Linked DNA regions of Homo sapiens: region 1 is linked to region 2. The links are chromatin loops, found by intact Hi-C in ENCODE. Cell type or tissue: mammary epithelial cell. All regions are shown on one strand. Each heading gives the region's core, and the rest is flanking DNA. Links, peaks and the distances in the headings are about the cores only.

Region 1 (16,488 bases), core at 4,591-8,590, 62 kb after region 2:
GTTTTCCTCTGCTCTCAGGCAACAACAGTTGTCATCAACACAGGAGAAGACTTCTGTGACCAAATTGCGGGGTGGGGGTGGGGGCGAGATTTTCCCCAAACACCAAGCAGCCATTGCCAGCTGGATGTCCACCAGTTTAATTTGCACATTATTTGCCTGGACATAGCATCAGATCCCACAGGTTGAGGACTCAGTCCTCAAGTCTGAGAGCTTCCAGATCTCGGACCTTAAGTTCAAGCCTCCAAAACTTCTGACCAGCCAGCTTCAAGTTGGGCTTCCCGTGACCTCTTCTTTGGGTTCCATTAATTTGCTAGAGCAATTCACAGAACTCAGAGAAACACATTTACCAGTTTATTATAAATGATATCACAAAGGATACAGATGAAGAGTTGCATTGGGCGAGGCGTGGGGGAAGGGGCGTGGAACTTCCATGCCCTCCCTGGGTGTAGCACCCTTCAGGAAACTCCACATGTTCAGCTCTCCAGAAGTTCTCTAAACCCAGCTCTCTTGGGTTTTTGTGGAAGCTTCGTGACAGCAGCATTCCATCCTCCAGGGTGTAGGGAGGGACCTTAGTCAGAAAGGCTGGGGAAGATTCGAGTCCTGCCTTGGGGCAGGTGAAAGGAGGGCAGGGGAAGGACAGAGAGATTCTGTTTCCTGAGGCTTAACACACCCAACATTATAGTGAAAAGACTGGAACAAGGTCTGTGGAGGTTATGAGCCAGGAACCGTGGATTAAACACACACACACACAAACACACACACACACACACACACACACACACACACACACACCTACCTCAATAGGAAAGGCTGGATCAAGAGCAAAAATGAAGGCCTAAAGAAGGAAGCGAAGAAGGAAGTGAATTCACGAGGTGCCTACACTCAGATACTATAGAGACCTCAGCCTGAAATTGTACATCAAATGCGGAGGGGCTGTTGGGCCATGTTAGCCGCACATTCCACATTCTCTGCTCTATCCTCTGCATCAGGCCACGTCACCAGAAAGCTGTGTCCTTGTTCTGGGTTCCTTTATCTCCCTCTAGTTATACCCTTCTAGGTCTGGGGATTAACATTCTGTTTGTATTGAGGGTGGATATGAGGAACAGACACCTGTACCTTCTGTAAAACCATTTTGTAAGCTACCCTTTCAGTAGGTGACACAGGACAACCTGAAGATTGTATAGATTCCTCTTAGTGTTTGATGATAGGAGGAAGCTTGTTTTATCAGGCAGGCTAATATGCTTTTCTTTTTTGCCCAGGCTGGAGTGAAGTGGCACGATCTCAATTCATTGCAACCTCTGCCTTCCAGGTTCAAATGATTCTCGTGCCTCAGCCTCCTGAGTAGCTGGGACTACAGGTGCATGCCACCATGCCCAACTAATTTTTTTTTTTTTTTTGTATTTTTAGTAGAGACAGGGTTTCACCATGTTGACCAGGCTGGTCTTGAACTCCTGACCTCAAGTGATCTGCCCACCTCAGCCTCCCACAGTACTGAGATTACAGGCATGAGCCACCATGCCTAGCCTGGCTAATAAGCTTTATATTTAGATACAATGGGTTATGAAACTCAACATATTTCCAGTTTTGCCTTCAAGAAATCCAGGGTTAAAATGTTTTGCTGTTTACAGCATCCATCCTAGGCCTGAGTTTTCTAGCAATGTTTTTCTGCCACTGTTTCCTGCTTTCCACCCTTTACTCCCCTTATATGGCTTTAGTTGGGGTATAAATAAATGAGTGATGGATCTCGGAACCTCTGCTCTTCAGTTTTGCTTGTAAAGACAATATAGGGTACTTTGTATGGGAGAAACAGATACTTAAAAAAAATTATGTTAGAAACAGCATTGTGTTTAAAGGGCAGTGTGCTCAGGTGAGTGAATTTGATTAAGGATTGGCGTTCAGCTCTGCTGAAAGGGATTTAAGTGTCAACCTACAGGAGCCTGAGTCTGGTGGTTATGACGTCCAGGCCAGGTTCCTCCTGTGAATGTGATTAGAGCCTCTAACTCAGCTCCTTGTTTCCCGAGTTCTCCATTTCCAAACTGAAGCTGCTTTTAGAAGCTGTTTTATTTAGTCCTGCCCATGTGAGTGAGTGAGTGCTTTGAGCTTATTCACATATCATCCTCAGGACCTGAACGCCTACAAGAAGCAAGGGATAGCATTGCTGACCAGAATGGGCGAGTCAGTCAAGCACGTCACTGGCGGCTACAAGCTGAGGACTCGGCCGCTTGAGTTTGCTGCCATAGGTGACTACTTAGATACATTTGCACTCAAACTGGGAACCATTGATCGAATAGCCCAGCGGATCATCAAAGAAGAAATAGGTGAGCTGTCTGTTGAGGTCTCGATTATGCCCTGCAGCCACATTGGCAGAAATGCCATTCATGTGTGCTACAGAGAATCAAACTGCAAAATGCTGGAGTGACAGAACTAGGCCATCTTTTGCTTATCAAAGAAATACAAGGAGGGGAGGAGTTACTTGTGACTGGAATGTCACTTTGCACCCCGTCCTTTGTCCTGCTGTGTCAGCCTTGTGTTTGCTTTTCCCATGGCCAGCACTGCTGATTCGCCAGGTGTTTCCTCTTTTATGCTCTCTTAACTTTAGCTTTAAAAGTGGAGACATAGACTCAACTGCCCTTCATCCATAGGGAACAATAATTTAGTAAACAAACTTAGATACCTTTTCTGGCAGAAAGATGGTTCAGAAAGATAGCATGGAGACCTGTGTTTGCCAAAGTTATGACCCTGATGAATCTTCAGACTTGTAATTGACTCACCCACCCCACCGTGGTTCATTTTAAACCCACTCCTGCATGGGGGAGTTGCCAGGGCCTGTATTGATCCTTCCTCGTTTTTGCCTCCACTTCCTTCCCACCCCTCTCGGGGCCACCTGCTTTGCCACATCCCATAATGTTGGGATCTTTTATCTCCTTACATATGCATGGGGCGGACAGACGTGAGCAGTGTAAATGATCGCACTGGCATGGGAAGCACGTTGAGGATTCCCCAGCAGTTGCCATTCATCGGTCACTAAGCCATGATGACTGTGTTCTGTTGCAACAATGGCAAGACTCTTGGTGACAAATGATGGGCCAGATTTTCTTTACGGGGGAAAAAAATCAACATTTTTTTTTTCTCATTTCTTGTACTTGTTCCCTCTACTTGACCCACTGATGATACCATGTGGGGCCCATAGGTTTTGGAGATAGCTGTGGATACCATCCACACCTAAGGATCTTGCAGAGTAAATTCTGATGGGATCCAAGGGGCTGAGGTGGCCACCGAGTGATAGAGTGAGTCTGCCAGTGTAAGACCACATCTCTTGTATCAAAATGTTTCCTAAAATTCCATTGTTTATCCATTGTGACTGTTTTTGTTTTTCGTTTTTTGGTTTTTGGTTTTTTTTTTGAGACAGAGTCTTGCTCTGTCGCCCAGGCTGGAGTGCAGTGGCACCATCTCGGCTCACTGCAAGCGCCGCCTCCCGGGTTCACGCCATTCTCCTGCCTCAGCCTCCTGAGTAGCTGGGACTACAGGTGCCCGCCACCACGCCTGGCTAATTTTTTGTATTTTTAGTAGAGATTGGGTTTCACCATGTTAGTCAGGATGGTCTCGATCTCCTGACCCCATGATCCACCCACCTCGGCCTCCCAAAGTGCTGGGATTACAGGTGTGAGCCACCGTGCCTGGCCCCTGATTTTATTTTTTAACCTTTAAAAACATCTCCCTAAACCTATATGAAACTCTGCCTCCATTGCCTGTTAAAATACTGCTTCACACTATGGGTAGGCGAGTGGTTCTTTTCTTTTTTTTTTTTTTTTTTTTTTTGACGGAGTCTCGCTTTGTTGCCCAGGCTAGAGTGCAGTGGAGTGATCTTGGCTCACTGCAACCTCTGCCTCCTGGGTTCAAGCAATTCTCCTGCCTCAGCCTCCTGAGTAGTTGGGACTATAGGCGCCTGCCACCACACCCGGCTAATTTTTTTGTATTTTTAGTAGAAACGGGGTTTCACTGTGTTAGCAGGATGGTCTCGATCTCCTGACCTTGTGATCCACCCACCTTGGCCTCCTAAAGTGCTGGGATTACAGGTATGAGCCACCACCAGGCCAGCGAGTGGTTATTTTCGAAGATGTTTGGTGGATGTGGCTGCTACTGCTTTTCCCCATAAGGCCCATTATCCAGAGGGATGGCATTCCCATCACGGGATGGAATGGATTGATGTAACATGAGCTGTCAGAGGTTTTTAAGCAGTTGTGCTAGAAACAGTGTTGTGTTTAAAGAAGAGTGGGATCAGGTGAGTGAATGGCCAAAGAAACACATGTTCATGTAGAGAGCTCTTGGCTGTGGTGATTACTGAGTCAGTAATAGCAGCAACTGCTACCCAGCCAGATTTTAATTAGTTTCTGTTCCCTGTTCAGAGTACCTTGTGGAGCTGAGAGAATACGGGCCTGTGTACTCCACATGGAGCGCCTTGGAGGGTGAGCTGGCTGAACCCCTGGAGGGTGTGTCAGCTTGCATTGGGAACTGCTCTACAGCCTTAGAAGAGCTGACAGATGACATGACAGAAGACTTCCTACCTGTGCTCAGGGAATATATTTTATACTCTGACTCCATGAAGGTAAGCTGGCTTGCTTCTTGTGTATTTGCATACTTTCTTTGTAATAGCAGTTATCAGAAAGTAATGGATTATTGCCTGTTTGCATGTGATATAAGTTTCCTTCTTCCTGGGTGGGCAGGATCAGACACGTGGACTGACATCATGGACATATAAATGGAACACATGGTGAACGAAGTACGTGAATTAAACAAAAAAAAAAGTTTGGTAAGAAATTCTTACTGGTTTCTCTGAGAGTTCAAGAAGATATAATGCCTATGAAATAAGAACAAAGATGCCATGGAAAAGTAATAATTAGAGCTCTTGGAAGTTAAAACATGATTGCTGAAATAAAACTGAATAATCAAGTTGGAAGGTGAAATTGAAGAAATCTTAAAGTAAGACAAAACAAAAGTTGCTGGAAAATAGAACAAAAATGCAAAAGTACTGAAAATATGAAAGAAAAGAGACATAGGGAATTAATCCCAAAGGTTCAGCATCCGACTGATAAGAGTTCCTGAGAGAACAGGGAAGACTGAGGGAAGGAAATTGTAAAAGAAATAATACAAGAAAGTCCCCCAAAGCTGAAGACATAAATCGTCTGATTAAAAGGACATGATAATTGCCCAGCAAAAGGATTGAAAAGATCACCAGCCCAAAGCATATTATTGTGGAATTTTAGAACAAAAGTGATACGAATTTGAAAGCTTTTTAAAGCAGAGGGAGGGGCAGATGATGTATAAAAGGAACAAGAGTGAGAATGGCTTTGGTCTAGCAGCGGTGAATGAGAAGAGGAACTATGAGGACAAAAAAAATCTTTGGCCTCAAATTCTGTATGCAGAATCGGAGTAGAGTGCAGGAGGAAATGCGCCAGTGCCCACACTGGAAACTTCCCCGGCCTGCACATAGACTGGTTGGAGAACATCTCTTCAGGAGACTCCGACGATGGGGGCACTGATTAGTAGAAAGGCCCAGTCTTTATGACCAATAGAAAAAGATACGTGGTTCAGTGTTGAACATTCCCACCTCTAAATAGCACCCTCCTGCTTCTCAAAGGAGACCTCTGAATGATTAATCTGTCTTTGGGACAGGTCTAGGGCATCCCATGAGGAAAGACCTGAATAGGGACTGACCTGAATTCCAGAGAGAAACCTGTCAGTCAACATTGGGTTGTAAAAATGTTAAACCAGAAAGATCGTAGATCCAGGAAAACATTGTACAGCTTGAGAACAGGAATTAAAAAATAATGAATCAACTAGTTATAAAAACAAATTATGATGGAAAACTTTAAGCACATGCCAAAGCAGAGAGAATAGTGACAAACTGCCACATACCCATTCTCCTTGTTCCGTCTTGTCCCATCAGGTGTGAAGGGTTGATACGTACTAAACTGTGGACGGTGGAAAATGGAGCCTCTGGTGAATCCCCTTTTCATGTGTGCGTTATAAAGTTGCTAATAAAACACTTTCCAAGCCAGGATTGAATTTGGATCTCTCAGTGACCAGGGAAATGGTTTGAATTTCCTTATCTATAAGTTGGAAATGATGGTGGTGATAGGATAAAGTCAGATTTGAGATCATTAGCCTGAGACCACTAGTTGGAAATTATTGGAACTGAGGCTGTAAGCCAAAACTTCTGGCTGTGAATTTGCAGCTCATTCTCTTGTATCACATTGACTTTTATTAAAAAAAATTGGGATATACACATTGAATTTTTGATCCTATGGCCAAAACAAGTATAGAAAGACATGCTGACTTTCTTAAAATGAACTAGAATATTTCACTTATCAAACTAATGGTATCTGTGTTTTTTGTTTGTTTGTTTTTTTGAGATGGAGTCTCACTCTGTCATCACCAGGCTGGAGTGCAGTGGCACAATCGTGGCTCACTGCAACCTCTGCCTCCTGGGTTCAAGTGATTCTCGTGCCTCAGCCTCCCGAGTAGCTGGGATTACAGGCACCCGCCACCACACCCAGCTAATTTTTGTATTTTTAGTAGAGACGGGGTTTCCCCATGTTGGCCACCCTTGATCTCCTGACCTTATGATCCATCCGCCTCGGCCTCCCAAAGTGCTGGGATTACAGGTGTGAGCCACTGCGCCTGGCTGATATTTCTTTTTTTTTTTGAGACGGAGTCCTGCTCTGTCACCCAGGCTGGAGTGCAGTGGCACGATCTCAGCTCACCGCAAGCTCTGCCTCCCGGGTCCATGCCATTCTCCTGCCTCAGCCTCCTGAGCAGCTGGGACCACAGGTGCCCCCCACCACGCCTGGCTAATTTTTTGTATTTTTTTAGTGTCAGCCAGGATGGTCTCGATCTCCTGACCTCGTGATCCGCCCGCCTCGGCCTCCCAAAGTGCTGGGATTACAGGCGTGAGCCACTGCACCTAGCCCTGGTATCTGTTCTTAAAAATAAGTTTTTACAATTCCTGGAGTGTCCGTGGATTTGTCTCTTATGTATACACACCCTTCATCAAATATTCTCTTAACCTTGCCAGATGAAAAATCCAATGCATACACAGCACTGGGATACTATAGTACAAATTACTCTGTTTTTTTTCCTGTGGCAAGTATGTTAGTACTTAGTATATATTTGTATTTGAAGCACGATTTAAAAATGTCATATAGCAAGGATTTATCTGGCATCTATAAAACATTACACTGGGAGACATAGCTTGTGTAATTTAAGTTAGACATCAAAGAAACATTTGTTTGCTCTTTCTTTACCCCCCATGTGTGGGGCATATGTATGGAGTTTCTTGTTTACTGAGCCTGAAAAATCAGGTCAATCAGGCTGAGTGAATGGGATTGATTGTACACAGTCTTGTCTGGGGAAGGGCATGGAAAAGAGGAAGTGTGGACTGGCAGTCTCTGAAACCCAAGCTCTATCCCCGATAGTAGCTGAGCTGAGTCCAATTAATAAGAAACAGGGCCACTGCTCCTCCACTTTTCACCAGGAAAATGTCTCTGCAGAGTGCCCTGGGCACGATAGGAGTGATTGGATGGCAAAGCAAAGACTGTGTCTGGGATTATCAGGGTCTGTGTGGCTGGGACTAAAGACACCAGGAGAATGATAGATGTCTTAAGTGGCTTGCCCACCTTTTCACATTGCTGCTCTGTAAGAATTTTTAAGTATATTTTCTTCCTCCGAGAGAGTCATATAGTTCCATTTCCAAAATGGCTTTCTGATTTTTGAAACTTAAGTAGGGCAGACTTTGCTGTGCAGTATGGAAACTAAGCGTGGAGCAGAGGACTTGCCACAGGCCTGGCTGTGGCCTGTTCTTTATTTTTTGGAGATGGACTCTTGCTCTGTCGCCCAGGCTGGAGTGCAGTGGCACGATCTTGGCTCACTGCAACCTCCACCTCCCGGGTTCAAGTGATTCTCCTGCCTCAGGCTCCCGAGTAGCTGGGATTAGAGGTGCACATCACCACGCCTGGCTAATTTTTGTGTTTTTAATAGACACAGGTTTCACGACGTTGGCCAGGCTGGTCTCAAACTCCTGACCTCAAGTGATCTGCCTGCCCTGGCCTCCCAAAATGCTGGGATTACAGGCGTGAGCCCCCACATCAGGCCTGTGGCCCGTTCTTCATCAGCTGCTGAATGGTCCTCAGAGCTGAGAAAGTCCTGGGTTGGTTTTGGTGAGGAGTTACTGGTGTGGTGAGGTTCTGTCAGTCTATCTTCATCATGGCCTTGAGGGAACCTAATGGTGAGTGTTTGTCCTCATCATTTGGAAGTAGTGGCCTGTGCCTTAGGAATTTGAAATGGTGGATGGCTGGTCCCTCCCTGGATGGGAAAATGCCAGGGAAAAGTCCTGTCCTGATGGAGCTGTGGTGGGGGTTCCTCTCTGAGTTCGAAAGGGCCTTTAGGATCATCTTTCTCATTTGCTCATTGTTGACACGAAGAAACAGACCCTTGTGAGTAAATCTTTTCTCTGTTGCATGGCCACAGGACTATACTCCTTAGTGACCAATCAGCTTGTAGCTGTGTGTTTACTACTTGCCAAGAGGCAAACTAGGTGACTTTAGGCTTTTCAAGCCTGGCCTCCAACTGTATCTCTTTCAGGACAATTGTGGCTAGGTATGTTCTGTTCCCTTTGGAGGTAGAGAGCATAGAAAAATAGGGTCATTATCAAGGCACTCGGAACAAATGGAACAATGTGAGTTTAAGCAGTGAACAATGAGAACAGCTTGTACTAGAAAGACGGTTGAAGGCATGTGTCACAAGGATATGTGTGCGGGGACAGGAAGGTACAAAAGGTTAGTTACCCTTAAGCCCAGACTCAAGTTAAATACCTCGCAGACATCCACAGGTGAGCCCTTACATAGGATTTCACATCCTATAAACTGTGTGTGTATAATGAAATTAGGGTAGTGATGGGTTGAAAGAGGCCCTCTTGAAGTCCTCACCACTTTTCTGGCAGTGCCTTTTGAGTATTAGCATTGTCATGACTAGGCCAAATGTTGGAGAAGCTTTATTCCTGAAGGTTTGGGCAGGACTGTCTTATTTCCCACACTGCCTTATCCATAGAAGGTGGTCAGCAAGCATGTAATTGAATCGGACAATTTGGTAAATTTGCGACACTTACAAATATACAATGATTGCACATTGTACATCTTATTTTTAAGAGGTTTATCTATGTCAATACGCATGCTTATCTCAGGGGTCTTGGTGAATGACTGGGGTGGGGTGAGGGTCTGAAGTAAGAGTAGGTTGTAAGGGAAAGCCACATGGAAAAGGCTGTGGCTGGAGACTTGGAAGACATATGGGAGTGAGCTGCGCAAGGGTCGGAGGATGGAGCATTTTAGGCAGAGGGGAGCAGCCAGTGCAAAGTCCGAAAGCTGAAATGAGCTCAGAGTCTTTGCAGATCAGAAAGGCTGGGGAGTGGAACCTGGTGAGCAAAGGAGTAAGTGGTAAGCGGTGAGGTCAAAGAGAGGTAGGAGCCTGGTCCTGCAGTAGCTTTTTTTTTTTTTTTTTTTAGACAGAGTCTCACTCTGTTGCCCAGGCTGCGTGATCTCAGCTCACTGCAACCTCCACTTCCCGCTTCAAGCGATTCTCCTGCCTTAGCCTCCTGAGTAGCTGGGATTACAGGTGCGCACCACCACGCCCGGCTAATTTTTGTATTTTTAGTAAAGACGGGGTTTCACCATGTTGGTGAGGCTGGTCTCGAACTCCTGACCTCATGATCCACCCACGTTGGCCTCCCAAATGCAGTAGCGTCTTAAAGACCATCTTAAAGGCTGGTAAGAGTCTGGACTTTATTCTAAGGACTAGAAGAGAAGCCATTTGGTTTTATGCAGGGGGATGACAGGATGTGATTTTCACTTTAAGAAGACAACTAGTGCTACAGTATGGAGACTAGATTGTAGAGGATGAGAGTGGTGATTGGGAAGGCCGTTCAGAAGGCTGTCACAGGGAGCCAAGGGCAGAAAACTAGGTGGTGGAGCCTGGACTGCAGTGGTAGAGACGTGGGTGGATTTGGGGTATATTTTGGATGATGGGCCAATGGCACTTGCTGCTGTAGTGATGCAAAATAAGAAAGGAATTGGGGTTTTTGGCTTTAGCAGCTGGGTGGATCGCAGTACTGTTTATTGGGACGGGGAGGGTCCAGGGAGGAACAGGTGGAGCAGTTGGGAGTCCACTATTTTGGGCATGTGGAATTCAGAATGCCTCCTAATCATTAAAGTGGAGATGTCATGGCAGTTGGTTTTGAGTTAGTCTAGAGTGGGAATAGAAATTTGGGAGTCATTAGTGTATGAATGGTGTTTAAATCTCTGAGACCGATGGAGATTGTATGAGGAGATGTGATTGAGGTGCGTAGAGTGTGAAGGCCTGCGCCTGTGGCATGGTAATATTTATTGATCTATCACCTTAAGACGAAAGAACAAGTAGCAAAGGAGCCCACAAAGGAAGGGTTGGTGTGGCAGGAGGGAAGAAGAGGATTGCCTCCACGAAGCCAAGATAAATGTTTTAAGAAGGGGGCAAAATATATCTGTTGGATTTAATAATATAGACATCGTTGGTGATCGAGATTACAAGTGTGAAATGTGGATGCATAAGTTTTGGCTTAAAGACAAAGTTTTTCTTCCAGTTGGAGATAACTTCTACAACATTCCGGGTTAGTCCTTTTCAAAAGCCAATTTAAATTGTCAGGCGGTTTCTTCAGCCTGCCCGCCCCTTCCCCACAGGGCCACAAGGTGGCGCCAATGAGTCAAACTCCGGGAACGCGAACAGTTGGTGCTTTAGGTTGGCCATTTCCGGTGCCTTTCCAAAACTGAAATGAAGAGTTTTCTGGAAGATTGATTTGTCAGGGAAAAAATGTCCCCTTTCCTGAACAAAAGAGATTATACAGAGTGGCTAATTTCTTGCAGCTAAAATAATGTGAAGAAGCAGGATGTGAAATATGCCTGATTTCAAAGGCTTTAAAAAAATAAGAAAAATATTAAAATGAGAACTCTGAGATTCCCAGTAATGGCAGACTGAATACACATTTAAACTTCACCAAAATGACACTAAAACGATTTTGAAAAAAGTCACAAGCCCACAGACAAGAGCAACAGGCAAGGAGGCAATAGCAGTACAATTTTGGGAACGGATTGAGAGTTAATAAGTACTTTAAATGACTCAAGCTGATTTTGAAACCGACTGTGGGGGAAAAAACTGAGAAGCCACCTGGTTTACACCGCGGAACCCTCCAAAAAGGTCAAGAGTTGGCAGCACCACGCCCCTCTGGGACTGAGGTAGAGCTGAAGAGAAGAATAAATCTAGAGTCTGTTTAAGAATTCTAGCTTCTGATCCTCTCCTCCCTGCTCACACAGGGGCCACTTCCTTCTCCACTTTGGCAGAACTGGGGGTCGATTCTCTGGAGGGGGCCTCTGTGGAGCAAGAGACTCTAGGCACACTTGAGGGTGTTCAGTGAAAGATTAGTGATGTTGAGACTCTTCTCCTGCTTGACTCTCAGCCTTAGATCTTCCATGCAAGGAGGAAAAGAGCCTTTTCTAGAAAATCTGGACGGGCCAAGAGAAGTGACCCACAGATACTGATATTGGCTGGCGATGGAGAACCAGGGTGGTCCCTCAATGAAAGGACCCAGCCGAGTCTCCTATGGAGAATGTCAACAAGCCCTCTGTGCAGAGAGCTTTCAATCCATTTCCATGGAGTTTCCCTCTTGGATGAGTGGACAGACAAGGGTCACCAGATATGTAAGGGAAGATTTGAATATGAATATCAGAAGTAAAACAAAGAAGAAAAACCTATTGAATGAAACACTGATGGGGAAGAAAATTTCCAGAAAAAAATGTTAATATTTTCCAAAAGAGAAGATATCACAGCCATAAAACAGTAATTTTTAAAAATTCAGAGAACAAAGAGCTCTTGGAAATTAAAACCATAATAGGAATAAAAAAATTAATAGAAGAGTTAGAAGAAAAAGTTAAGCAAGTCACATATGAAAAGAAACCAAAAGAGAATTGGAGAAAAAAATATGAAAATTAGAGGATTAGACCATCTGAATAACAGGTGTGCAGGCAGAGAAACAGAGAAATGGGAAGCATCAAAGAAGCCATTCAAGGAAAAAGACCAGAAGGGAAGAAATAATGTATCACTGATTGTGTCTGTGTGATGAGATTATGTATGACTTCTCCCCCTCCTTTAAATTTTCCAAATTTTGTGTAAAAATATATTTTAAAATGAGGGGATAATGTGTGGTTTCAGTGTTACCAACATTGCCCCAGGACATCTAACTCGCAGGTGGTCCTGGTTTCCATAGAATGAATATGTAAAAGGAGCATGTTGAAAGGGGTAACCTGAACTCAGTCATTTAACCAGAGCTAGTGATATCACCAGTACCAGATCAGACTCATTTTCCTGCCTGCAGGAAAGTGCCCTTCTAGAGGGCTACCCTAAGCCACAGGGCTACGTGCGTATTTTATTTTTATTCTCATTTGTTCTTTATTACTGAACACCCATTACTCTACATGAATTCCACTTGGGTCTTGGGTCGTCAGCCCTGGCCTACAGGAATATGAACCATCCCATCCTGCAGTTCTCTGTGGGGGGTGAGCTGCTCCTGCTGCTTTGGTATCCTCTTCCAGCCCTGCATCCTAGCTCCCCTCTTCCACAAAGCTTTGAAGCTGAAAAACTTGGTGGGCTTGAAGAGGCTTTTTGGTAGCTGCTGACCTTTGGCGCTGGGGCTCCTTTTCTGCCTTTTCCCCTCCCATAGTTTGTGAGCCCACAGCCTTGCCAGGGTCAGACATGTGCATGAGTCTGAGGGTGGGGAAGGGATGCTGTGCTTTCCCGTAGATGCCACTGTGGTCTTTTTTGGGACAAATCCAGTGCAGATGTTGAAAGCCAAACCACAGGATGCATCTGTCATCCAACTCTTCCAAACATTTTGTCATTGTAGATAAAGGCTGTTTGATTAGTATTTCGTGGATGACATAACTATAGACCTCTTAATGACTGTTATTAATTTGTTATATTTGGATGACAGATATTGTGTTTCTATTGTTTAGCCTTTTTATTATAGAAAAATTCAAACATATCACAAAATAGAATGATAACAATAAACCCACATGTATCCCAGCCGTCCCGTGCGTATCCCAGCCGTCCCGCGCATATCCCAGCCAGCATCAGCAGTTGCCCACTCATGACTCATCTGGTTCTGTCTCTCTGTCACGCTGCTCCCAACTCCCACCCTGTGGTTTAATTTTACACAAATCCTGGAATCATATTATTTCATACAGAAACGTTTAGTACATATCTCTAAAATACAAGCATTCTTTTTTTTTTTTTTTTAAAAAGGACTACCTAATTATGTTTAAATATCCAGTTAGTGTTCAAATTTCCCCAGTTTGTCTCAGACACAGTTTCTGTTTCTTTTTCCAAATTGAGATCCAAACAGGATCTGTACATTGATTGGTATGTTTCTTAAATATTAAAAAATCCTTCTTTGTCCATTTATTTTTCCTTGTAATTTATTTGTTAAAGAATCATCTGTCTTCTCTTCATTGGAAAAGAGAGATAGTAAAGTTCCAGGTTATTAGGACCACTTGAAATCACAACAAAATGTTCTAATGTTTTAAAAAATAAGTGTCCGAGAGGAATTTATTCCATGTCTGTAATTAAAAGTCATCTTGTGAGTGTGAGGCCCTCCTTGGGCACCCTATGTATGATTTTGCCTTCCCCAAACCCTTGGTACTTTCCTTCCATTCCTGTTTTATTTTTCCTCCTAATGCCTAGAGTTACCTACTATATATTTTACTTGCTTCTTGTCTGCCTCTCCTCTAGAATGTAAGCTCCACATGGTTTTGTGATTTGTTCTCTGCTGTATCCCCGTCCCTGGCTAGATGAATGAAGATGTATGAAGGCAGGGCAGAAGCAGGGTGGGGAATGGGTGTGTAGAGGAGGGCAGGTGGCGCGAGGCATGAGGAGAAAAGTCTCACTGTGCCCTTCGCCTTTTTGATGTGTCATATCAATGGGATGCAGATCCCTATAAAGTTCTGTGAGAAGTTCAGATGATGACTCTCTTCTGCTTGTCACTCAATGATGGAGGGGCCTCTCTGCAGACGCCGGCTTGGTCTCTTGGCCTCTTTACCCCACTGCCGGCTCGGGCCTCATCTGACAGCCATAGGCTGGTTTGACCAATTTTATCAATAGAGACTGGGCTGGGGGCCCATCCTCTCAGAACATCACCAACAGCATGCAAAGGTGTCCCAATGAGGGTGGTGGTAGTCAGCAGTTTGTCTTGATTCAGAACACGTTGCCCAACCTTCAGCGTGGTTGGATTTTGGGCCAGCTGCAAAGCCACATGCTGGAAGGCAGCAGGAACAGCCTGAATGAGCCACTGCTGTGCCATGAGCCAGGTGTGGCCTTGAACAGGGCCCGCCACCGTCCCTTAGTCTCCTCATCTGTAGAATAGGGAAGATGCGCGTTCACTCTGCAGGGTTGCTGGGAGCCTTTTGTGCTGTCCAGTGATGCAGGGCTGTTAGGGCGGATCCTCCAGTCAGCCTGCGCCAGAGGGCAGCATTCTGGCCACGCTGGATAACACTGAGAGACAGAGACCCTGCCTCTCCTGTGGGCCAGGGCAGGCCCAGGCCAACTGGAGAGAGGGATATGGCTGGATCTGCAGGCCCCCTCGTCTGTTTTGGGCATGGGGAGAGGAGATGCTTTTGCACTGTTGTAGCTGAGTGGGGTTGATGCATCTCCTCCCCACCCCTCGTAGTCCCAGGGGTCTTGCAACCCCAGCAGTGCCCCCAGGAGCCCCCACGCTGTGCTGGCATTGTTCCAGGGCATTGTCTTAACAGCTTTAGTTAGGAGGCTCTTGCCACACTGACAGAGTGTGTGTCACTGGGTCAACTCAGACTCCTTCCTAGAAGCGCTAGTCTGGATATGTGGTTTTTTTTTCCAGTAAGATGCTAGGCATCCTGTGAAGGGAAGTGCACACCAGTGATAAGCATCCCACATGGCCCCTGCCCTGCTGTTCCATTGCACCTTGGGGAACCACATTTGCACGTCCATGGAGAAGAGGATTTTTACTACTGCTGTATCAGACCAATAGATTTAGATTATTTTCTGGGCTGTATGAAGTCCACAAAGGACTCTTTTTTACTTTATAGATTTATGTCATCCAGTATGGTAGCCACTAGCCATATGTGGCTATTTAAGTTTAAATTCAAATGAGTAACATTGAATAAAAATGTAAATCCAGTTCCCCAGTCCTGCTAGCTTTGTTTCATGTGCTCAGTAGGCACGTGGAGGCAGTGGCTCCTGGGTTAGTGTAGATTATAAAACGTTTCCATTATAGCAGAAAGTTCCATTGAACAGCACTGTAAATATTCCTACTCAAAGATGAATGAGTGTGGGGAGGGAATGTCAGGGCACTTAGGAGACAGCTGAGTGGCAATTGACGAAAAATTATTGCAATTTTAACCTCATTTTCATTTCATGATAAAACACTTCCTAAAGCAAACTTTTCAGAGGAAGACTTGAGGTTTCCGGTATTGACACATTCCATTAGAAGGTTGAACCCACAACACTCTCAACTCTTCAGTTGCCTGTCACCTTTAGCACAGGCAGGGATATGGGGTGCCCGTGCTTAGCCAAGGAGTGACTCCTTCCTGCCTTGACTCCTCACGCTGCTGGAAGGTCCCCTGTGGGGAAAGTGCATGATTAGAAACTTTCATAGCAATTTATTTCTTTTGAGTTAGTGGAAAAGAAAGGTCTCATCACTCTTGGTTTGCCACTTGTGATTCTATTAAAGGAAGAAGAAAGAAACTCGTTGATGAAACAGACACCTTTCTAGAAGGTCTACTGCAAGCTTTTCTGTTTTGCTTGGTGGGTTCATAGCAGCAGAGCTTGGACTAAGTGAGGGGAGCCCCAGGCACAGATTTACAGGGCATTCACTGTCAGGTGCCAACCTTGTACTCACATGGGCCAAAGAGGGAGTGTCTCCTTACATTTTGCACCCCGGGTGCCTAGCTTGCCTCACTCCTGTCCCATCCAGGGCTGGCTCTCTTGGGGCCCATTGAGCCTTCACTCTGGTGGGCTGGCTGCATGGTTCTAGGAATTCTGGACTTGCACAGGTATAGCCCCTTTAGCACATACAGGCGCATACTGTGTCTGAGCCTCTGTCACACTGAACCTCTCAGGTAGGGAGTGCATCTCTCTGCTCTTTCTATACCTGGACCAGAGTAGAGGACTAGTAAGTGGCTAATGAATGAATCATTGAACAGATCAGTCCACTAGGGGTCCAGTCAGTGAATTAAAGAGTGAAGAGTTCTCTTAGACTTTAAGATTTCAGAGAACATCCAGTGTTGTAGCCTGCAAAGCTCCGCATTTCTGCACAGCCGGGCTCTGGCTGCACACAGTGACGCGGAGAGTCCTCCCAGCAGCGTGACAATGGATGGGTGCTGT
Region 2 (16,488 bases), core at 7,485-11,484:
AGAGATGGGTTTCACCATGTTGGCCAGGCTGGTCTCGAACTCCCAACCTCGTGATCCGCCCACTTCAGCCTCCCAAAGTGCTGGGACTACAGGCGTGAGCCACCATGATAATTCTAACGGGCAGCCAAGATTGAGATCAGTTGACTTAGGAGAATTCTCTAATTCACTCAGAGGAAGTTCACTATCAGACAAGCATGCTTTCAGCTTTTCTCATTCAGCCTTGCCCAGTAGGTGTAGTTTCATATATGGCTAATGGTACAAACACCTGTGGAGGCAATTTGGCAACATATATCAAAATTACAAATACGTATGTTTCTTTTGATTCAACAAGTTCTTTTCTGTTTGTGTCTGTCCTGCGGATAAACTAGCATGTGAAGGGAGAAGGCTTTCTTTCCTCTCCACCTCTAGTTAACATCATTCAAGACCTCTACATTGAGGTCGTTTCTGTCTTTTGATCCTCCCTTCACTTGCAGAAGTGCTTGGCCGCATAGCATCCTGGGCTGTGGGGCTGGCACTTGGCATCACTTCTCCATCACTGCAGTGCCATCCTGCAGGAAAGTGTCCACTTCCCCAAGAGCTTGATGCCAGGAGTCTCCACTACTGTGGGTGCAGCCATGTCCATGCAGTCATCCTGAGGGCACAACTAAGGCATCTCTGTAGCTTGGCATGGACCAGGCACCACCCTGGCACAGACAGGAAGAGCTGAATCTTCACTTGGCTTCTGGGATTCCACTCACTGTTGGTTCCTTATGTACCTTACTGGCTGTTCCTCCTCTGTCTCCTTGGCTGGTTCCGTCTCATCTCCCTAGCTCTAAATGTTGGACTGCTGTAGGACTCCATTCTGATATGGCCTCTCTTCATCTGCATGGTGTCCCTAAGCAATCTCATCCAGCCTCACACATCTACACACTGATAACTCCAGGCCAGAAACCTCTCTCCTGAATTCCAAATTCCTGTCTCCCACTGCCTTCTTGATGTTTAACCCTGCATCTCCAACAGGCATGTCAAGCTAGTTATCTAGCTCACTCTTAATTCCAAGGATAAGCCTTGGAATTAGCCTCGGCTCTTCCCTTTTTCATCCCATACCTAAGCCATCAGCAAGTGCTTCTGAAATACCATGTCCAGAATCTCATCACTTCTCACTCTCTCCACTGCTGCTACCCTGACTGCTGTCATCCCCTCTTGCCTGCATTACTGTACCAGCCGCCTGACTCGTCTTCCTGCTTCCACCTTCCCACCTTCAGTCATATATCCAGGCAGCAACCGGAGGGATTATTTAAAACATAAGAAACATCAGTCGCATCATGTCTCTTGCTTTTTAAATTTAATTAATTAATTAATTAATTTTTGAGATGGAGTCTCACTCTGTTGGCCAGGCTGGAGTGTTGTGGTGCGGTTTCGACTCACTGCAACCTCTGTTTCCTGGGTGCAAGCAATTCTCCTGCCTCAGCCTCCCGAGTAGCTGGGATTACAGGCACCTGCCACCACACCCGACTAATTTTTTGTATTTTTAGTAGAGATGGGGTTTCACCATGTTGGCCAGGCTGGTCTCGAACTCCCGACCTTGTGATCTGCCCACCTCGTCCCCCCAAAGTGCTGGGATTACAGGTATGAGCCACCGCGCCTGGCCTCTTTTTTGCTTTTGCTTGAAACCATCCAGAGACTTCTCAGTTCTCACACATTCCCCTCAAATCCTCCATGGGCTCCAAGTACATGGGTAATCTGGCTCTGCTGCTTCTCTGGCCTCCGTCCACTTCTCTCTCCCCCTGCCCACTCCCTTGCCTCACGCCTTTTGGCCCAGACAGCCTGCAGGCTTGTTCATCTATTTCATTCAGGCCTCCCCCAACCTCCCTGTATAAACTAGTAGCAGCCCCTGGCCGGGCGCGGTGGCTCACGCCTGTAATCCCAGCACTTTGGGAGGCCGAGGCAGGCGGATCACGAGGTCAAGAGATAGAGACCATCCTGGCCAACATGGTGAAACCCCATCTCTACTAAAAATACAAAAATTAGCTGGGCGTGGTGGCGCGTGCCTGTAGTCCCAGCTACTCAGGAGGCTGAGGCAGGAGAATCTCTTGAACCCAGGAGGCAGAAGTTGCAGTGAGCCGAGATCGGGCCACTGCACTCCAGCCTGGTGACAGAGTGAGACTCTGTGTCAAAAACAAACAAATAAACAAACAAACAAAAAACAAACTAGTAGCAGACCCCTCCCTGCCCAGTTATTCTCCCCCTTTACCTGGCTTTAATCTTGCTTCGCAGAACTTAAACCACCAGACATACTTGGTTTACTTTCTCCAGTACTGTGCTGTAAACTTCTTGAAGGCAAGGGGCCTGATCTGGTTTGCTTATTGCTAAATTTCCATGCATGAACCAAACCTGGTATGGGTGGAGTATACAGATATTTGGTGACTCAATAAATGGACCCGTGCTAAATGCTGTGTGTATAAGGATACCTGTTGCAGTATTATTTTTAATAGCAAAAGATAAAAGCTTATATGGCTATTAGTAGGGTGCTGGTTTTGTAAACTATGGTAGTTTTTGAAATGTGGTATTAAAAGGAATAAGGCAGCCCTGTATATACTTATATGCAACAATGGAAAAAAACGTTAAGTTGAAAAAATGTATAAATCGTGTATAGTCTGTCTTGCGTGTGTGTGAAAGAATTTATGTCAGTATGTCTGCCAGCCTTGGAAGGATGCAGCATTGCTGTGTCAGAAGGGTCCTTCTCCCAGCCTTCAAGAGTATAGTCTCCCCGGGTGGCTATTTGACCAAATTAGGGAGAAAGAATCTTCCCTCTCTCTTTCTAATTTGGTTAATAATGGTTGATACCAAACAAACTCTGATCATGCTTCAAAAAAAGGGGCCAGTGAGGGCTCTCACTCATAGTCCTGTTGAGCAGTTATGACTGTTTTTGAGAAGGGATAACAGCCACATTTTCATAACTGCTCAAAACCCCAAAGAGATAAGGCTAAACTGTGACAAAGGGAAAAAAGAGACAGTGCTTTTCTGGTAGTTTTTCAAATCTGTTCAGGTCAAATATGGGTGAATGTTGGCTTGTGGTGAGTTTTACCCTTTCCCTCTGTGGTCAATTTTGTGAACTTTTTGTTCTGGCTTGAGACATTCTTTTTTTTCCTGGTTCAAGTCATGGAGCAGGGGCAAACCTTCGGTTGTTTCACAGTTGTCCAGACTTTATTGGACCCCATTTCATGCCCTTGCCCTCATCCTTCCTGGCAGAGGACTTTCCTTGCCTAGAACATTGCCAGTCTCCGTGAAAGAGGAAGAGGTGTTTTCAGCCCGGTGACGTTAGCTCTGTTCTGGTTTCCTTTAGAACAATCCTTATTCTAGTGAGGGGTTACTCTAGCTTCATTTCAGTTTCTCCCCAGAGAGAGGAACGACCAACTTGTCAACAAGTGGAAATGGAAGAAGTGTTTCTGGGAGGTGGCTCTGTTGGGGATTAGACTGACACCTCTTTGTAAGAGGATGCAGTTGAGTTGCCTTCACTCTTCTGCTGTAACCAGATCCTCCTCTCCAGGTGTGCTGGGAGACCTGGCACATTATTTTAGGTATTCTTGAAGCTTTTTGAGTAACCTAGAAAGTATCTCATATAGTATGATAGGCTAGACATTGTTTAGATTTGTGGATTGACAGGTGTGGGGCTGTGGTACTCGTGTGTGCGTGTGGAGATATCTAGGCGTGTCTCCCCTGCCATGGTTTGAGCAAAATGGTCACATCTTCACTTCCAGTCTGACTCTGAAGAACAAGGTAGCCACTGTATTTTGCTTTTCTCAAATCATTCAAATTCTCTTAGATTTTGCTGTACCCAGTACTGAGTGTGAGTAGAAAGGGTAATGTTTATTAAAGATACATTGCAGTATCCCAAGATCGTAAGTTATGAAAGCAATGTTTGCATTTCACATAAACCAGTTTTGTTACTACATAAACGAATATGTCTTCAAGTGTTGATCCTGGCGTGTTTGCTCCTTGATTTAAAACAAAAACACATTTCCCATTTTAAATTCTCCTTGTGTTTAAATTATGAAAAGGCTACTTGAAAAGTCTTGCTATTGATTTATTCGTGAATCAAGGAACTTCCCAGCTATCTGTAGATTTGTGGTGTTGCAGTAAATGGGTCAAGAGAATCTGTTAATCTGTTAATTGTGAGAAACAATGTTGCCAGAAGCTAAATGAATAAAGCATACTTACCACCTCTTGTTCCAAAGCAAGGAAGCACACTGTGTAAAGAAGTTGAGAATTGTTAGAGAGGTTGGTTAGAGCAATGTAGGTGTGAGGCCGTTGCAGCTGCGTAGAGAGAATAGAGCCTTTAGAGTTGGCCAAGGGAGTTCTAATATAATCACTTACTGGCTGGCAATCACTTACCTCCTCTGAACCCTGTTGTCCCATCCATAAAATGGGGTTAATAATAGTACCTGTCTCATAAGGTTGTTTTGATAGCTTAATAAGGTTATGTACAATAGGGTCCAAAATCTCTTCTCATAACTGATAGTCATAACTCATATGAACAACATACTTTATATGGCTACAAAGAAGATTATTTGCTTTTTTTTTTTAAGAGATAGGATCTCGCTTTGTCATTCAAGCTGGAGTGCAGTGGCGTGATTGTGGCTCACTGCAGCTTTGAACTCCTGGGCTCAAGCAATCTTCCCAAGTAGCTAAGACTTACATATATTTTGATAGATACTGATAGTAGGAATAGGTGCATCTTGAGGTGTGTGGTGTACCTTAAATATTCAGAAAGTAAAAGATGAAAGAAAAGGAAGAATGCTTTCTAGAATAGTAAGATTATATAGTGAGACTATGATAAAACTCAAGGCATATGGGGAAGGGGAAACAACCAGTTCTGCAGAAAGAGTACATAAATTGTGGAGAAGAAAATCCTGAGTGAGCTAGGATTCATTTACTATAAATTATGACTTCAAGGCCAAATTACAGATAGCCTTAACAAATAAGCAGCTCACAATAAATATTCACAATTATGTTATATTTATATTACCATGGATCTGATTATAGTAGAAATGTTCACGTCTTCTCCTTAATTTGATTTTCATTTTGTTTCAATAAGTAAATTACTCTTGGCTCATTCAACATGATGATGCTGAAAAGAAAAGAGGAATCTTTCTATGTGACCTGTTTGTCTTCAGAAGAAAGGTTTATTTCACTGGCCAGAAAACAGAATTCTCTCCCAGAGGAAATGGATGAGAGAAACTGGACTTAGGAAGTTCATATTCCATTCATTTATTCATCAAATATTTATCAAGTGTCGGGCACTGTGCTAGGTGCTGCTAGCCAAATCCCCACTGGAGAGTCTGTTGCATTTCAGGGCTTTTCAGGTTTCTGTTTCTCTTCTTCTACCCCAAGATTAAAAAGAGCAGTCTAAAACAGTGGAGAAAAACCTGAAACCAAAATTGGCTCTTTGAAAAAGAAATCAAGAAAAATGACAGACCTTTAGCTAGATTGACTAAGAAAAAAAGAAGATTCAAATTACTAAAATGAGAAATGAAAGAGTGGGTCTGTAAGGTCATGTTACTAATGACCTTACAGAAAGGAAAAAGGATTGCAAGGAGGACTGTGAACCTGTGCCAATAAATTATGTAATTTAGACAGAATAGACAAATTCCTAGAAAGACACAAATAAAGCTGCCGTGATCATTCATGTGCAAGTCTTTGGTTGACGTGTTTTCATTTCTCTTGAGTAAATATCTAAGAGTCAAGTTACAATGTAATGTGTGAGAGTTGGGTAGCTCCACATTCTTGTCAAGACTTGGTATTGTCAACTTTTTTAGTTTTAGCCATTCTAGTGAGTATGTAGTGATATCTCATTGTGGTTATAATTTGTGTTTACATGATTACTAATGATGCTGAGCCTCTTTCACATGCAAATTGGCTATTCTGTATCCTCTTTTGTGAAGTCTTTGTTCAAATCTTTTGCCTTTGGGTTGTTTTTGTTACTCAGTTCTATATATATATATGTTCTGAGTTATTTATATGCTTTTTTTTTTTTTTTTTGAGACAGTGTCTTGCTCTGTTGCCCAGGCGTGGAGTGCAGTGGCGCCGTCTCGACTCACTGCAACCTCTGCCTCCTGGGTTCAAGCGATTCTCATGCCTCAGCCTCCCCAGTAGCTGGAATTACAGACGTGTGCCACCACGCCTGGCTCATTTTTTGTATTTTTAGTAGAGATGGGGTTTCACTGTGTTGGTCAGCCTGGTCTCAAACTCCTGACCTCAAATGATATGCCTGCCTCCCAAAGTGCTGTGATTACAGGTATGAGCCCCTGTGCCCAGCCTAAATTTTTTCTTTCTTTTTTTTTTTTTTTTTTGAGACGGAGTTTTACTCTTGTTGCCCAGGCTGGAGTGCAATGGTGTGATCTCAGCTCACTGCAACCTCCACCTCCCAGGTTCAAGTGATTCTCCTGCCTTAGCCTCCCAAGTGGCTGGGATTACAGGCATGCACCACCACACTTGGCTAATTTTGTCTTTTTAGTAGAGATGGGGTTTCTCCATGTTGGTCAGGCTGGTCTCGACCTCCCGACCTCAGGCCCACCTTGGCCTCCCAAAGTGCTGGGATTACAGGTGTGAGCCACTGTGCCCGGCCTAAATTTTCTTTATATATTCTTATCAGGAGTTCTTTATATATTCTGGATATCGTATATTCTCCCATTCTGTGGCTTGTCCTTTTTATTTTAAATTTGTGTGTGTGTGTGTGTGTGTGTGTGTGTGTGTGTGTGTGTGTGTAGGCAATGCATTCTCTTCACACAGAATTTAGAAGTTACAAAAATTTGGTGAAAAATCTTCCTTTTGCCCAGGGCCTAGCATCCCCTTTCCCTGTCAGCAGGTTTCCCTCCTCAGAGGCAACCAGTGTTACCAATTTATGGGGAAACTTTATAAAGATATGCTATGCATAAATATAAAAATGCCTATGTGTAGTCTTTTTTTTTTTTTTTTTTTTAAAGATGGTAGCATACCTTACTTTTTTGTACCACGCTTTACACATAACCTTAGTTCTTGGCGATTGTTCCATATTAGCACATAGAGATCTTCCTCCCCACTAGTTGCCTCAACACTCTTCCTTCATTTTTAATGATTACATAGTATTCCATTGTTTCAATTAGTTCAGCACTTACTATTCCAGATGAGAAGTCTGTGCAAGTGATTCTTTTTCTTCTTCATGTAGTCTTCTACATATCCTTAGATTTTTCTTCTTCTGAAATTTAGAAATCTCACCATTCTTCTGGTATTTTATGTTTTTTGTTTTTTAATCCCCACTCAAAATCCAGTGGGCCCTTTTAGTTTTACTGCTTCATCTGCATCCTTTTTTGTTCTTGATTCTCTTTTTCTGGAGAAAGCACTTATGGATATCTGAGTTTTGGTCTGTCCTTTTTTAGGTTCACCTTTTCTTGTCTCATTTTATTGCATTTTATTTTCACTGTGTCTCCTGAGAGAATTCCTTGGTTTGATGTTCTATATGATGCATTTATTTTTCATTTCATTCTATCCTGGTGTTTCTACTTTTCTGTTTAATTTAAAGTTAAACCCACTTATGTTTGTTTAGTGTTCCCATGTTTTTGGACCTCCTCTGACTGTGATATCTAGATGATGATCTTGGCCAAGGACAAGAGCTGATTAGACTTGAGCATGCCGAGTTTCCAGTCTGCAGATGTGCGGATCTTCTGCTTCTACCTTCTTGGTGATGCACATGCTGTTCCTCCTGCCCAGCACTGAGACTTGCTCTTCTGCTACCACTGGGGTGCATATTTGTGTAGCCACACGCTCATGTCTATGTGTGTGTAAACATGTACATGTATGTATAGGCAGTGCACAGAGACTCTGCAGTCAGCCTTTGCCCTGGCTGTGGTGAGTGGATAGGGGTGGGGTAAGTCTGAGACGGGAGCAGATAGAGTCTAGGTCTTTGGAACTGCTCCTAGGCAGGCCTCCTTTCAGGATGTGTGGCTGATAACAGGACAGCAGGCTGGATGGACCCTTCTGAACTAAGGAAGTGGGGAAGAGTTTACCCTGCAGGTAGAGAATTTCATGCTCTTCCCACAATACCCTTCCTCTTTTCCTTCTTCCAGTTGCGTTAGCAACTTGGCACTCCACAGTCCTTTGCTCACCGCCCCCTGCCTTCCCAGTGCCTACTTCTGTTCTCAGTCTCTGTGGTCTCTGATTTTGAGTATTTTTCCAGACCCTATATAGCAAATCCCATGTCTTCCCAGATTTAGCATTTCCCACTGACCTTTTAGGTTTTGGTTCCTCAATTCTGGCTAAATCTGATTTTTCTGTAAATTTGATCCTGTTTGCTGTATCTCTTCCAGAAATTCCTCAAAATTTCTTATTGATTGATGGCATCCGTTCCTGTTTTCTGGCTTTTTAATGGGTTTATTTTTATTTTTATATTCCTTTTGTCATTCCCTTGGAACTTGGAGTGACACAAGAATCAAACACTTGAGCTCAGCCCGTCACCATTGTGGACTCAGTGTATCTCATTACTTTTCACTGGCGGGATTCTGTAACACCCTCTTTAACCAGTTTCCTAGTTTGTTCGTCTTCCATATAATCTTTTTAAAGATATTTATTTATTTATTTATTTATTTAGAGACAGAGTCTTGCTCTGTTGCTCAGGCTGGAGTGCAGTGGTGCAGTCATGGCTCACTGCAGCCTCAAACTCCTGGGATCAAGCAGTCATCCCACCTCAGTTTCCAGAGTAGCTGGGACTACAGGTGCATACCACCACACCCAGCTAGTTTTTAATTTTTTTTTTTTTTTTTTTTTTTTTTTTGTGGAGATGGGTCTCACTATGTTGCCCAGACTGGTCTTAATACTCCTAGCCTCAAGTGATCCTCCCGCCTCAACCTCCCAAAGCTTTGGGATTACAGGTGTGAGCCACCACACTTGGCCTCCATGTAATCTTAATAGTATTAACAGCAACAGCTTTTAAACTGAGTGGTTGCTATGTGCCACGCATTGTATCATACCCAATTTAATTGTTCCTTTATCTTTTACCCCTCATTTGCTAGGCAGACATTGTTTTGGTTATGTACTATTGCTTAACCACCCCAAAACTAAGTAGGTTAAAACACAAATGTACTGTGATCTTTTAGGGTTCTGTGGGTTGACTACCCTCAAGTATGTGTTTTTTGCTCTAGGTGTCTCTTGTATTTGGAGTCAGAAGTTGGCTGGGGCTGCAGTCAACTGGAGGTTCATTGGACTGGTTGCCTAAGGTGACTCACTTGTGGCCACAGTTGACTGGAGTGCCTATGTGTGACATCACCATGTGGCTTGGGCTACTCAAAGTGTTGTGGATGGGTACCTGGAGGGCATGTCCCAAGAATGAGCATTCTAAGAGTCAGGGAAGTGGAAATTGCTGGGCCATATAAGGGCTATGCCTGAAATTGGCACAGGATCAGTTTGGCCATATTCCTTTTTTTTTTTTTTTTTTTTGAGATGGAGTCTTGCTCTGTCACCCGGGCTGGAGTACAGTGGTGCGATCCCGGCTCACTGCAACCTACGCCTCCCGGGTTCAAGTGATTCTCCTGCCTCAGCCTCTCGAGTAGCTGGGATTTCGGGCACCTGCCACCAGCCCAGCACATTTTTGTATTTTTAGTAGAGAGGGGGTTTCGCCATGTTGGCCAGGCTGGTCGCGAACTCCTGACCTTAGGTGATCCGCCAGCCTCGGCCTCCCAAAATGCTGGGATTATAGGCGTGAGCCACTGCGCCCGGCCCGGCCATATTCTTTTGGTCAAAATAGTCAGAGGGTCTACCCAGATTCACCAGGATGGGTTGATAGACATCATCTCTTGATGGGGAAGTGGCCAGGTCACATGACAGATAAGCATGTAAGACCAGAGATATAGTTAGGACCTTCCTTTGAAAAATACCAACTGCCACAGATACCATGCTGGAGATAGAATAACAGCTACCAGGTCCATGCTTTCTCACACCTTATGGTTCAGTGCCAGAGGCAGGTGGATGAACAGGCAATGACAGCACAGATCATAAGTGTTATGAAAGAGCTAGGTACAGGGGCATGATGAGAGAACTTGGGGGGGGGGGATTTGCACAGCCCAGACTGGGCAAGTACTGGTGGGTGGGGAAGTTGGTTGAGAAAGAACACATCTTAGAGGAGGTATCTTTGGAGCTGAGTCTTGAAGCACAAATGGGCATTAGCTAGGTGAGTAAGGCATCCCATACAAAGTGCTCGTGGCACTTGGGGGAATTACTGATGGTCTGAGGATTGGCAGGGAATTGGGTGCTGCTGGCACGTGTGATGTGAGGTGGCGAAAGTGTGTTCTCCCTTTAGATTCTCTTCATCTGTGGCCTTGCCTGTGAGGGCTCTAGCTGGTCCTGTATGCAATGTATTAGCGGGACATTTAGGTGTCTCCTTAGGAGGTGACGGATAGACTGTGTGAGTGGGAAGAGAAGAGTGAGCCTCATTAGCTTCACTGTGGTGAGCTTTTTGTGGATTCTCTTCACTCTCCATCATTCATTTCTCCTTCTGTTTCATATTCTCTTTTTTTCCTTCCCGGTCTGTTGCTCAAGTGAACACATAGAAGAGGGTTATGTTGGACCAGGCATGGTGGCGCATGCCTGTAATCCCAGCACTTTGGGAGGCTGAGGTGGGCAGATCACTTGAGGTCAGGAGTTTGAGACCAGCTGGCCAACATGGTGAAACCCGTCTCTACTAAAAATACAAAAATTAGCTAGGCATCGTGGGAGGTGCCTGTAGTCCCAGCTACTTAAGAGGCTGAGGCAGGAGAATTGCTTGAACCTGGGAGGCGGAGGTTGCAATGAGCCAAGATCGCGCCACTGCACCCTAGCCTGGGTGACACAGTGAGACTCTGTCTCAAAAAACAAACCAAAAAGAGAGCTGCATTCATTGCTGAAGGGTGAGGGCAGGTGAGGGAAGGGAGCTGGTGTTGGAGGAGCTACTCCATGCAGGGCGCACTTGGCTGAGTGCTCCACTAGTTTTCTCTCATTCATACTGTACGAGAGAGGCACTTTATCCCTATTTTACACGTGACGAAATGGGAGCTCTGAGGGGACGTGGGGAATCTCTCAGCTGGTGAGGAGCAACGACAGGCTGTCACTGTACCCCACCAATGCTTTTGACATGTGCTCATCTCAGGATATGTGTGCAAGGGTGAGGATCTTGGCCTAGGACGGGGCTGACTGCTGTTAGACTAGGGTGTACTCAGATTCCAGTCTGCAACTGTGGGGACCAACGTGCTGCTTCTACCTTTTGGAGGAGGCACCTGCTGTTCTTCTAAGCAGTGAGCTTTGTTCTGGTGCCACTGCTGGGGTGCGTGTTTTTGTGGCCATGCATACATGTCTGTATTTTTCTGTTTAAACATGTACATGTATGTATATGAGCAGGCAGAATTGGGGTGAGAGGGCAAACCCAATCACAGCCAAAAGTCCCTTGGTTAAAAAGGGCATGAACAGAGTTTTGGAGATTGTTTCCTTCAACATTGTGAATGTATTTAACACTAGTGAACTGTATACTTAAAAATCGTTAAGATGGTAAGTTTTATTTTATGTGTATTTTACTACGGTTAAAAAAGAGAGAAAGAAAGTTGTAATTCCTGCTTGGCACAGCCTAAGGAAATCATTCTAGAGTCCTCAAAATTCTTGATGTGGGTTTGCTGATGGCAGCTGGAAGGGGATCTCTAAGCCTTCTATTTGCACTTCTGGAAGCTGTTTTCTTTGCACCAAAATCCAAGAAGAATGGGTTTTTTGCTTTCTCTATGTGGGCTCCTCCCTTGGTGTGGTAGCGCCATCATGCATAGAATTTAAAATGTTCCTTACATCTACCATCTGCACAGCATTTGTCTGACTGCCACTTGTGTCTTCTGCTACCTTGGGTGATTTTGAGGACTGTCTGCTTTCCCGGGGCTTGAATTTCATAGTAAGATGAAATTCACTAGGTATAAATATTACCATCTGTCATTAGTCACCACTGACAGAGGAAAAGCACTTGGGTCATTGAAAACAAATGGATACGGTAATGTGCTCTGAATCTTTGTCCCCGGCTTAGACATTGATGACGCTTAGCCATGGCTGAAAATTGAAGGTGGGGATGCCAGTTCTGTTATCAACATTTTCTCTTTAGCCAAGATGATTCAGCCCGTCACAGAGTCCCCTAACCATAGTATTGTCATCCAGCCTACATTCTCTCTTGTTTGCAAAGTCCTTCCCTTGCTCTTTTGGCACTGAATGGAGCTTTGAAAAAGCCATTTTATTTTGGTGGTGGTGTCCTGAATATATTTTTAGTGTGTTGTAGTAGAAACAATGTGGCTTTGCAATCAGAGGTAATCTTTTTAATCTTTGTCACTTTGGTGGGAGAAACAATATCTTGTTTTCATTTTCATTTTGTATGCTATTGATGATGAATGATTATTGTTTATTGGCTATATTTACATAATTTGTTCATTTTTGTAGTGGAATCTGCCTTTTAAATACTGATTTTTCAAAACCCTTAATATGTTAAAGCAAACAACCTATTTTCATGTATGTTCAAATCCTTTCCCCAGTTTGTTATTTATATTTTAATCTTTGTTATGTCTTCTTGACATAGAAAAAAAATTGCTGTCTATTATGCTTTTCCTTTATGGATTCTGCTTTTTGTTGGGGTTTAGAAAGCCTTTCCAACCACAGGATTTTATATACTATTCATCGAAATCAGAAATTGGCAGACTAAGGCCAAAAGGGTGTATCTGTCCAGCTGCCTGTTTTAGTATAACCCATGGGTTAAGAATGCTTTTTTATTGTCTTGTTTAATTTTATTAAAACTTTTTTTTTTTAAGACAGATTCTTGCTCTGTTGCCCAGGCTGGAGTGCAGTGGCGTGATCTGGGCTCACTGTAATGTCCACCTCTCAGGTTCAGGGGATTCCCATGCCTCAGCCTCCTGAGTAGCTGGGATTACAGGTGCCCACCACCACGCTTGGCTAATTTTTTTTTTTTTTTGTATATTTAGTAGAGACGGGGTTTTGCCATGTTGGTCAGGCTGGTCTTAAACTCCTGAAATCAGGTGATCCACCCGCCTTATCCTCCCAAAGTGCTGGGATTACAGGCATGAGCCACTGCGCCCCGCCCACCATTAGTTTTAAAAGTGATTTTTACATTTCTAAGTGGCTGATGAAATAAAAAGAATTATATTCTGTGCCATGTGAAAATTAGTGAAATTAAAATTTCAGTCTTTGTTAGTAAAGGTTTTTTATTTTTTATTGTTTTTTTGAGACGGAGTTTTGCTCTTATTGTCCAGGCTGGAGTGCAATGGTGCAACCTCGGCTCACTGCACCCTCTACCTTCCGGGTTCAAGAGATTCTCCTGCCTCAGCCTCCCGAGTAGCTGGAGTTACAGGCATGTGCCACCATGCCTGTTTAATTTTGTATTTTTATTAGAGATGGGGTTTCACCATGTTGGTCAGGCTGGTCTCTAACTCCTGACCTCAGGTGGTCCGCCTGCCTCAGCTTCCTAAAGTGCTGGGATTATAGGTGTGAGCCACCATGCCCTGCCATAAAGTTTTATTAGAACATAACCATCCTCATTTGTTTACCTACTGTCTATAGCTGCCTTTGCACTACAACAGCTGACTTGAGTTGTTGCAGGAGAGATACTGTGGCCACAGACTGTTCCTTAACAAAAAAGTTTGCTGACCCCTGGTATAAATCATCATGTAGTACTCATTTTTTTAACCTTTAAATGGCCTGACATTTATTTTTGCATTTAGCATTAGAGAAACTATTTTCTAAATAGTTAACCAAAAAATCCATCAGCATTTATTGAATAATCTATTCTGTCTTCACTCTTTGAAGTTCCATAGTTATCATTATTAAAACTCAGATCTGTTCCATCAGTTTAGGGATTGACATGGTGAGTTATCAAGCTATTTGGATAAGAGAGATGTTACTCAAGAGTTCCCTGGAGATGAGATTCCCCTTAACCTCCTGCATTAACACTGAATGTTCAAGTCAGATGTGCCCCTGCACAATGCTGTCTGACCACTCACATTTATTTCTATTGTAAGAGCAGACACTGGTGGGGCCTCGTTTTATTTTTCCGGATTCTGTTGGGGATTGCTGATGGCTAAGTGGAGCTGTGTGTTAATGGTTTCTGGTACTTTGGGTTGGATCTTCTCTGGAGCTGGCTGACTCTTCAGCTCCCTTGAGAAGAGAAGTGGCTTGATTTATTTTTCTGCCACTGGTGGTTCAGGAGTTTCATTGTTTTAAGAAACACTAATGAAGAATTGCTTACCACCAGGCACTTCTCCAGATGCCACAGATGCAAAGGTGAATGTGGTGGTAGTTGGGGGTTTCTTGTCCGGTAGGTAACTGTTTAATGAAATCTCTGGCGCCATGGAGGCAGACGGTGAAGGGCTACTAGCCTCTGCTCTGGAGTCTCCAGGCTGGGTTGTGCCTCTGCTTCTTATTAGCTGAGTGACTTCTTGTCTTTTAACTTTCCTGGTCTGTAACCTGTTCTCTTAATAAAACAGGGATAATAAAATTCCTCCCCTCTGCCACCAAGTTATTTTAAGGGTTAAGTGAGACATTTAATATGTAAAGTGACTTACACAGTGCCTGGCAGAGAGTGTGAACTTAAACATTTAATTTCTTTATCTTCCCTTCCCTTGATTTAGAGCTATATGTATAGACTGCTGTGAAAGGATGGATTTTGTCCCTAAGTCCATCTTAGCCCCAAGACTTTGCTTTCTATTTTGGGGTTTTGTTGTGGTTTTGAGTCAACTCATAGTCCAGGTTCCCGGGCAATCAGCTGTCCACCTTTTGCTGTCTGCCAAGGGTGGGTCCATATGTCCTAAGGAGAACACTCAGGCCAGGTGTCAGAGCCAGGTTGCGATGACAGTCTGTGGGCTGTTTGTGCAGCTGGCCTCCTTAAATGGACTATGGTCAAGATTCCCCATGTCAGTTTCTGTGCTGAGGGCTGCTGGTTTGTGAGAGTGGAAAAAACGGTTTGAATCAGGTATCACTGAAGCAAATTACTGAAGGTGAGTGACCTGTGAGAGGCAGCTGTCACGTGGGTAAGAATATGTTAAGGTGTACCCAGTGACCTTGGCTTGAGCCTTTGCTGAACACAGTCATTTCAGTAGGACTTGCCCTCATATCCTAAGGATGGGCTCTGTAGATGGCACACAGGGCTGTTGAACTTGGGTTTATTCAATTTTGCTAGAATAATAGCAGTTTCTAATCCTCTGTAATTTACCTGAATTGAAACATGATTCCTCCTGGTGTGGCCAGACTGTTTTTTTCCACCTAGGAAACATTCATCAGGGTATCCCAGGCCATATGATCTTAGCATTGACAACACCTCTCATCTGCCCTTGCCTCTCCTGGCACCTACCCCCTAGGTCAGGTACTACTGGGAGAGGGGTACCTGGACAGTTGGCAGCTCCCCAACTGCTCCCTCTCACGTCTCCTGTATTTCCCTCTTTATTTTTTCTGCATGCTTTTTTCTGAAGTCTTTTTGTAAAATGTGTCCATGATTGCAGCTTGCTGCTTAACAGCCGTTACCTGTGGGGTGCACCTCAGATTGTTAAGCCTGTTATTTAAGATTCCCTAGGATTCTGGAGCTAATCCACTTTCCAGGCCTTATTTCCTGCTGCTTCCCCTAGAGCAGCTCATGTCCATTCAGGATGACTGGTCCCCTGCCCGTGCCTTCTTTTTTGCCTTCTGCACTTCACCCCTTGGCGATTTTGCTGATGTGGTGTTCCGTGCCAGGAACACCTTTCTCTTCCATTGAACAGCTCTGCAGAGTTTATAGAGGACTTTCTCACACATCCCCAGTAATCTCCATGCAGCCTAGCCTGGACCAGGTTTTGCTGTTTTCCAGTGAACGTCAGTAGGTTTAAGTGGTTTTCTTATGACCTCATAGCTGGTAGGAGAACTAGAATCTAAACCCGGGTCTCTTGCCATCCTGCCAAGCCCAGGTCAAACCTCCCTCTCTGAAGCCTTCCTCGGAGAACAGAATTATTCTGGCTTTCTTCTGGGCTCTAGTACACAGGTCACCTAAACTAGATTCCTCAAGTAAATTCCTTATTGGCTCCCTTTCCTCCACATCTAGAATAGCACCTAGCAGTCCATGGGAACTTGATAAGTGTTTGGATGAATACATAAGCGAACAGATTTTGCTTTCCATATCTTCTAATACGTGGTTTGGGGGAGTATAGCACCATGTTAATTAGGCTGCTTAAAACTCCTGTGTGTTGGAAAACACCTATGTTTTGGTCTATAGAATAAATAGGGAGTGATTATTTTGTCCCACTCTTTCTGCCATCTCATAGAAACATAATCAAGTATTTCATTACTTGAAGAAGGTTGCTTACAACACATTTAACTGTATCTATATTTTGGGAATGTAATTTTTTTTTTTGAGACATGACCTCACTCTGTCACCCAGGGTGGAGTATGGTAGTGTGATCACAGCTCCCTGCAGCCTCGACCTCCTGGGCTTAAGCGATCCTCCCA

The links. A loop is a pair of places that touch in the nucleus more often than their neighbours do. Peaks named below come from ENCODE experiments on the same cell type or tissue, not always from the same donor. Only the 100,000 strongest peaks of a DNase experiment are listed, where the experiment ranks them.
Region 1: a loop joins it to region 2, with 11 times the contacts of the local background. A loop is called at or near these places in 1 of 110 quality-filtered maps.

Annotation. Positions count from the first base shown.
Region 1 is chr9:112,834,092-112,850,579 of GRCh38, forward strand. It overlaps SNX30 (sorting nexin family member 30), which reads left to right. Exons shown (of 9, transcript NM_001012994.2): 5 at 2,123-2,318; 6 at 4,407-4,606. Among named protein-coding and RNA genes, the nearest start is that of SLC46A2, 49 kb to the right of the region's middle. RefSeq lists a silencer at 10,694-10,803 and enhancers at 12,135-12,688, 12,709-13,209, 13,995-14,567. In mammary epithelial cell, for the core only: no CTCF peak of the experiment used is centred there; no DNase peak of the experiment used is centred there.
Region 2 is chr9:112,768,841-112,785,328 of GRCh38, forward strand. All of the region lies in intron 1 of SNX30 (sorting nexin family member 30), which reads left to right. Among named protein-coding and RNA genes, the nearest start is that of SNX30, 26 kb to the left of the region's middle. In mammary epithelial cell, for the core only: no CTCF peak of the experiment used is centred there; a DNase peak (open chromatin) is centred at 9,251.